2 separate regions of the Homo sapiens genome follow, and region 2 is linked to region 1. The links are chromatin loops, found by intact Hi-C in ENCODE. Cell type or tissue: endothelial cell of umbilical vein. All regions are shown on one strand. Each heading gives the region's core, and the rest is flanking DNA. Links, peaks and the distances in the headings are about the cores only. Region 1 overlaps NUP214 (nucleoporin 214). Region 2 overlaps FAM78A (family with sequence similarity 78 member A).

What was found. Peaks named below come from ENCODE experiments on the same cell type or tissue, not always from the same donor. Only the 100,000 strongest peaks of a DNase experiment are listed, where the experiment ranks them.
Region 2: a loop joins it to region 1, with 5 times the contacts of the local background. A loop is called at or near these places in 4 of 110 quality-filtered maps.

Annotation. Positions count from the first base shown.
Region 1 is chr9:131,213,288-131,216,195 of GRCh38, reverse strand. NUP214 (nucleoporin 214) reads right to left here. Exons shown (of 36, transcript NM_005085.4): 31 at 828-984. Among named protein-coding and RNA genes, the nearest start is that of FAM78A, 62 kb to the left of the region's middle. In endothelial cell of umbilical vein, for the core only: no CTCF peak of the experiment used is centred there; a DNase peak (open chromatin) is centred at 1,065; H3K27ac peaks cover 1,868 bases.
Region 2 is chr9:131,269,101-131,272,008 of GRCh38, reverse strand. All of the region lies in intron 1 of FAM78A (family with sequence similarity 78 member A), which reads left to right. Among named protein-coding and RNA genes, the nearest start is that of FAM78A, 6.0 kb to the left of the region's middle. RefSeq lists an enhancer at 870-989. In endothelial cell of umbilical vein, for the core only: no CTCF peak of the experiment used is centred there; DNase peaks (open chromatin) are centred at 1,278 and 1,538; H3K27ac peaks cover 1,620 bases.

The DNA.
Region 1 (2,908 bases), core at 93-2,592:
AAAGAAGGCTGGGCATGGTGGCTCATACCTGTAATCCCAGCACTTTGGGAGGCCGAGGCGGGCGGAGAAGTTTGAGACCAGCCTGGTCAACATGGTGAAACCCTGTCTCTACTAAAAATATAAAAATCAGCCAGGCGTGATAGCACGTGCCTGTAATCCCAGCTACCTGGGAGGCTAAGGCAGGAGAATCATTTGAACCTGGGAGGCGGAGGTTGTAGTGAGCTGAGATCACGCCATTGCACACCAGCCTGGGCAACAAGAGTGAAACTCTGTCTCAAAAAAAAAAAAAAAAAAAAAATTAGCTAAAGAAAGTACTGGCAGATACAGCTTCAGATGAAAATAAAACAAAAATGTAAGAGGTGAGAAATATTAAAGGCTTCAACTTTTGGGTGACATCTCCCTACAGGAGCTGAATTTTAAGGAAAATTTGGAGAGTACTATCCAAATGAAAGTCTGCATGCTCTCCTCCCAGCATCCTCGGCTTGCTCTGCTGCTGCTCATTTATGCTTGTCTGCTTGCATTCACTTCAAGTCACTCCAATACTAAGAAACAGAGCGATTTGGGCCTTGGGAGAGAAGAGGGGAGCAGCTCAATACACAGATCCTCTCCCTGCAGCTCTGATATCTTTTCATGATTATATAGGACATCTCATTAAAAAACCAAAAATAAAAAAGCAAAACAGATCACACTGCTTTGGGGAAGATATTTTAAATGAGCCTTCTAGATTTTTTTTTCTTTTTATATTTGTCACTGAAGCTTTGATAACACCCTAAGAATGACAATGGCATTAGGGGACCAAGGGACTGGGAAAAGTCTTCTCAACTTACTTGAGGTAGCTGTGGATCCAAAGCCCCCACTGGCCGAGCTGAATGGGTTTTTGTTGGCTGCATCCTGACTGGGTTTTCCTCCAAGGCCACTGAAGAAACCTCCCCCTCTTCCAGTGTTTCCAGACCCAAACACGCTACCACTGGAAGAGGATGATTGCTAAAAAACAAAAGGGTCAGGAAGCAAGATAGGATGAGAGGTCATCGTGAAATGGCAGGCTGCATCCGTGGGCAGGAGGTGCTCACAGCTGGCACAAATGGAAAAAGCAAGATTAGTTCTGGTACAAATGCTCTAACCACCACAAAAGAAGCTAGACTCTGGACAGGGACTTCCTATCTATGAGAAGTTCTCAAGCTATTCCATGTTCACAGTTCTCTGAAAACATGATTTATGGTAGGTGGGAACTTTTAATGTTTATCTGCTACACTGCCCGCAGTGTCTGTTTGACACAATGCCAGGGTCAGGAAAACCAACCCCACAAGAGATCCACCAAATAAAAAGTTCGAAAACATTTACAAGCTATTACGGACACCACTTATTCTGATTCCTCCAGCGTTTGGCTGAACTCATTAGCAATGGATGATAAGTGATTTTCACTGTCTTTCTCTCCATTTGTGCACTTTTATTTCATAATGACTTTCCCAGTGCTGCAGAAGTAAGCTTAAATTAGCTTCATTGTTGAAATGATGACCAAAGCTGAATTCTGTCCAAGTTTGCAAATCTCATGCTCAGAGGATGCTGCTAGCACAGGGGCAAATGCTGACTCGAGGCTGTGTCAGGTCCCAGACACTTAACTTCTCTGGAAGCTGGTTCTTAAAGAACAACTGGGCTACATTTGAGGGGCCATTCACCTTAGTTAAGTGTCATCTCTCCGTGGCTGAGAATGCAGAATAAGATGGACTTTGGAAAGGGGCCACTGTGCATAGAAACTTGCAAGAGCAGAGCGGTGCTATGGATCCTCTCCTGTAAAATGGTGGTAATAAACTACCCATCTCAACACAGCGGAGAGTGAATTACGTGAGCCAAGAAATGTAACACACTTTAGAACAGAGCCTGAAACAGACTTATATGCTCAAAAAATGGTTGCTGTTCAGTGTTTTAACCACAATGAACCAAAAATCAAGCACTCTGTATGTGCTAGGCACATTCCTAAGTATTTTCTAAGTAATCACTTAATCTCTACTCATCAAACCTCCAGTGGGCCACTTCTGAAATGCCCCCCACCCCCTAGGGTATCCCCTCCTTTCTACTCTGGTCTGAGCCACCTAACCCCAACCTTTTGCCCAGACTATGCAACAACTTAGCTGGTCTTTTGCTCCCACTACAGTCTACGTCCACACAGCAGCTGGAGCACTACTTGCAATGGCAGTCACATCATTTCACTCCTGTCTACCAATTCTAGAAGGCCCAACATGATCTGTCCCTTTTCCACTGCTCTGACATCATCTTTTATCATCCTCCCCCTCACTCAGGGCAGTCACACATATCTTCTGTGCCTCAAATACAACAAGCTAATTTCTGTCTTAGGGTAACATACTTAATGTACTTCCTAGTCTCTTTTTTTTCCCCCTTTAAATTTCTTAACAACAACAACAACAACAACAACAACAACAACAACAGTACCAATTCACTACAACCATTTAATGGTGAGTCACAGCTTTTAAAAACTAGGAATCCAATTCAGTCCTAACAGCATTGGCCCTGATAACTAGTAAACTGCCATGGAAAGTTAGAAAACCTAACAATGAATGCATGCATGTGGAAGGTATTTGACTGCTTAGCTGACGTCCATGCATCAGGCTGAAACACAGAAAATTGCCAGTATATGAGCATTTTGCCTGAAAAAGCTCAGAAACCTCAAATGGTTCAGCTTAATTTTTAAAATGTGATTTGACAGGCTGGGTGCAGCGGCTCATGCCCATAATGCCAGCACTTTGGGAGGCCGAGGCAGGTGGATCACCTGAGGTCGGGAGCTCAAGACCAGCCTGACCAACATGGAGAAACCCTGTCTCTACTAAAAATACAAAATTAGCTGGGCGTGGTGGTGCATTCCTATAATCCCAGCTACCTGGGAGGCTGAGGC
Region 2 (2,908 bases), core at 103-2,602, 56 kb before region 1:
TACCCTGACTTTTGCAGACAGAGCTGGAAAAGAGTGAGTTTCTCTGTGCCAGCATGAGAGGATTCTATATGGCTTTGGGTCCAACCCACATTGCTTTAAAAGCCAACCCCCCCCATCCAAATTGTTGGAGACACCTGCCTCCACAGCCCGGCCCCCGCAATTCCTCAACTGCCACCTGTCAGCTGGCACAGAGTCTTCTAAGTGACAAGTCACAATTTCTCGCCTGTGTGGGAGAAGTTCCACGTTGTCCCTGGTTTGCCCTTCTCTGGAGCCCCCTGGGAACCTGGCCCACAGCCACGCCCATGGCCAAGGCCAAGGTCAGGGGCAGTTTATGGCTCAGGATTCTGCCAAAGGGCAGACTGGGCGGGGAGGAGGGGGAGCAGCTCAGATAGAAAGGGTTTCTTTGGGTGGATGGGGACACTACCCCATGCCCATGTATGGCAGGGTGTGAACTCCAGCTCCCAACCCTTGGGCCAGCCTCTTAACCTTTCCAAGCCTCACTGTTCCCATCTATGACATGGGAATATGAGTCTTCTCTCATAGGCTTGTGATGATAAGACCTTAGCCCAGCACCTCACGAATACCAGGCACTCAATATATGGTAGCCGTCAATACCATAGCTATGAATCGTAATACTAATAATGTCTTATGCATTATGCGATGCCTGTCGGAGTCACCGGAAAGGTGGCTGCCTCGTTGCTGTTGTTACATTATCCCTTCTCCTGGGTTTCAGATACCTGTCTATAGCATGAGTGCTGTCACTGTGTTATGAACGGCCAGTGGTCAGCCTGGACTACACAGTGAAACCTTGTCCCTACAAAAAATACAAAAAAATTAGCCAGGCATGGTGGCATGTGCCTGTAGTCCCAGTTACTTGGGAGGCTGAGGTGGGAGGATCACCTGAGTCTGGGGAGGTCAAGGCTGCAAGTGAGCTGTGATTGCACCACTGCACTCCAGCTGGGGCAACAGAGTGAGACCACATCTCAAAAAAAAAAAAAAAAAAAAAAGACTGGTGGGAAAGGACAGGGCAGGGGTGGAGGGACCGCTGGGTGCCACCCTGTCCTGCTGGGATGACGCTGAGAATGGCTGCCTCGGGCGCCTTCCCACCTGCCGTCTCCCAGCGTCCTCCCCAGGAGCTCAGGAAGGCCTCATTTTATGATGTGGTCACAGCTTCTAAGACCTGAAGCTGGTTGCCAGAGCAGTGTTGCTCAGCGCCAGCAGATCTGGGGACAGGCCATGGAGGAATGTCCCTGTTGACCACGTGGCCTCTTCCTGAAGCCGGGGTCTGAGCGTCAGTTGTGCAAAGAACAATTGAGGAGGAGGCTTCCTCTCTGTAACCGGAAGGCGGCCTCCCCCATCTGCTGGGCCCTGGCGGAGGCAAGGGCGGGGTGGGTGGGAGAGGGAAGTCCTTGTTTCAAGGCTTTGGGGTGGGAGGAAGTAGGGGGGATGACCCAGCCTAAAGAGAGCTCCCCCAGGACCAGCCCTGGCCAAGGGATTGCTGCAGCCCTCATCCACCTTCCAAGCACTGGAAACAAACATTGGAGACCAAGTGAGGCGTCACTCAACAGCCGTAGTAATCAGGGAAATGACAAGTTACATACTGATATCCTTTGTTTTGCTGATTGGAGTTGGGTGCATTGAAAAAGATCAGTCGTGCCCAGTGTTTGGGGGAAGGAAGCGTCTTCACCTGTTGTTTGTGGGAGGACAGTTGAGGCAGGTGAGGATGCTGAGAGGTGAGCTCAGCTGTGCCTGTTACCGTCCACATGTGCAAGCCCTTCAGCTCGGTGGTTGTACTTGTTTTTGAGATGCAGTTTCACTCTTGTCACCCAGGCTGGAGTGCAGTGGCATGATCTTGGCTCACTGCAACATCCGCCTCCCGGGTTCAAGCGATTCTCCTGTCTCTGCCTCCCAAGTAGCTGGGATTACAGGTGCCTGCCACCACACCTGGCTTTTTTTTTTTTTTTTTTTTTTATTTTAGTAGGGATGGGGTTTCACCATGCTGACCAGGCTGGTCTCAAATTCCTGACCTCAAGTGATCTGCCTGCCTCGGCCTCCCAAAGTCCTGGGATTACAGGTGTGAGCCACTGTGCCCGGCCTGTACTTTTAGAGCCTCTTGTAGAAACTTTGTGCCCCTAGCTCAGGGCCTGCATATTGGAGGCAAAAAAATAATCTACTGAACAAGTGAGTTAATGATCACGCGAAGGGGAGAAGCAGCACATAAAGATGCACATGGGCTGGGCCCGGTGGCTCACGCCTATAATCCCAGCATTTTGGGAGGCTGAGGCAGGTGGATCATCTGAGGTCAGGAGTTCGAGACCAGCCTGGCCAACATGGCGAAACCCTGTCTCTACTAAAAATACAAAAATTAGCTGGGTGTGGTGGTGCGTGCCTTTAATCCCAGCTACTCAGAAGGCTGAGGTGCAAGAATTGCTTGAACCTGGGAGGTGGAGGTTACCGTGAGCCGAGATCACGCCACTGCACTCCAGCCTAGGCAACAGAGCTAGACTGTCTCAAAAAAAAAAAAATGCACACGTGAGGATGTTAACTCCAGCACGGCTCCTAATAGCAAAAAGCCAGGAACAACTCAAGTGTCCCCTCAAGAGGGAGTGAAATTATGCTCTGCCTGCAGTGCAGACTCTGAGGCAGGGCCATAGGCGATGAAGACAAGTGGGGAAATGATACATTGTTGTTACATTTTTGTTTAAAGTTATCAAACAATATGTAGGGTAGTAACCCATTTTTGTTAAAAAGAAAATACTGAAGTTGGGAACATATCCTGTGTGTGTATGCAGAGAGCAAGGTCTCAAAGGATGTTTACCAGAGTACATGGGGCACATGGGGAGGGGCGCATGGGGAGGTAGGTTTCAGTTTTCACTTGATACACTTCTTTTTTTTTTTTTTTTTTTTG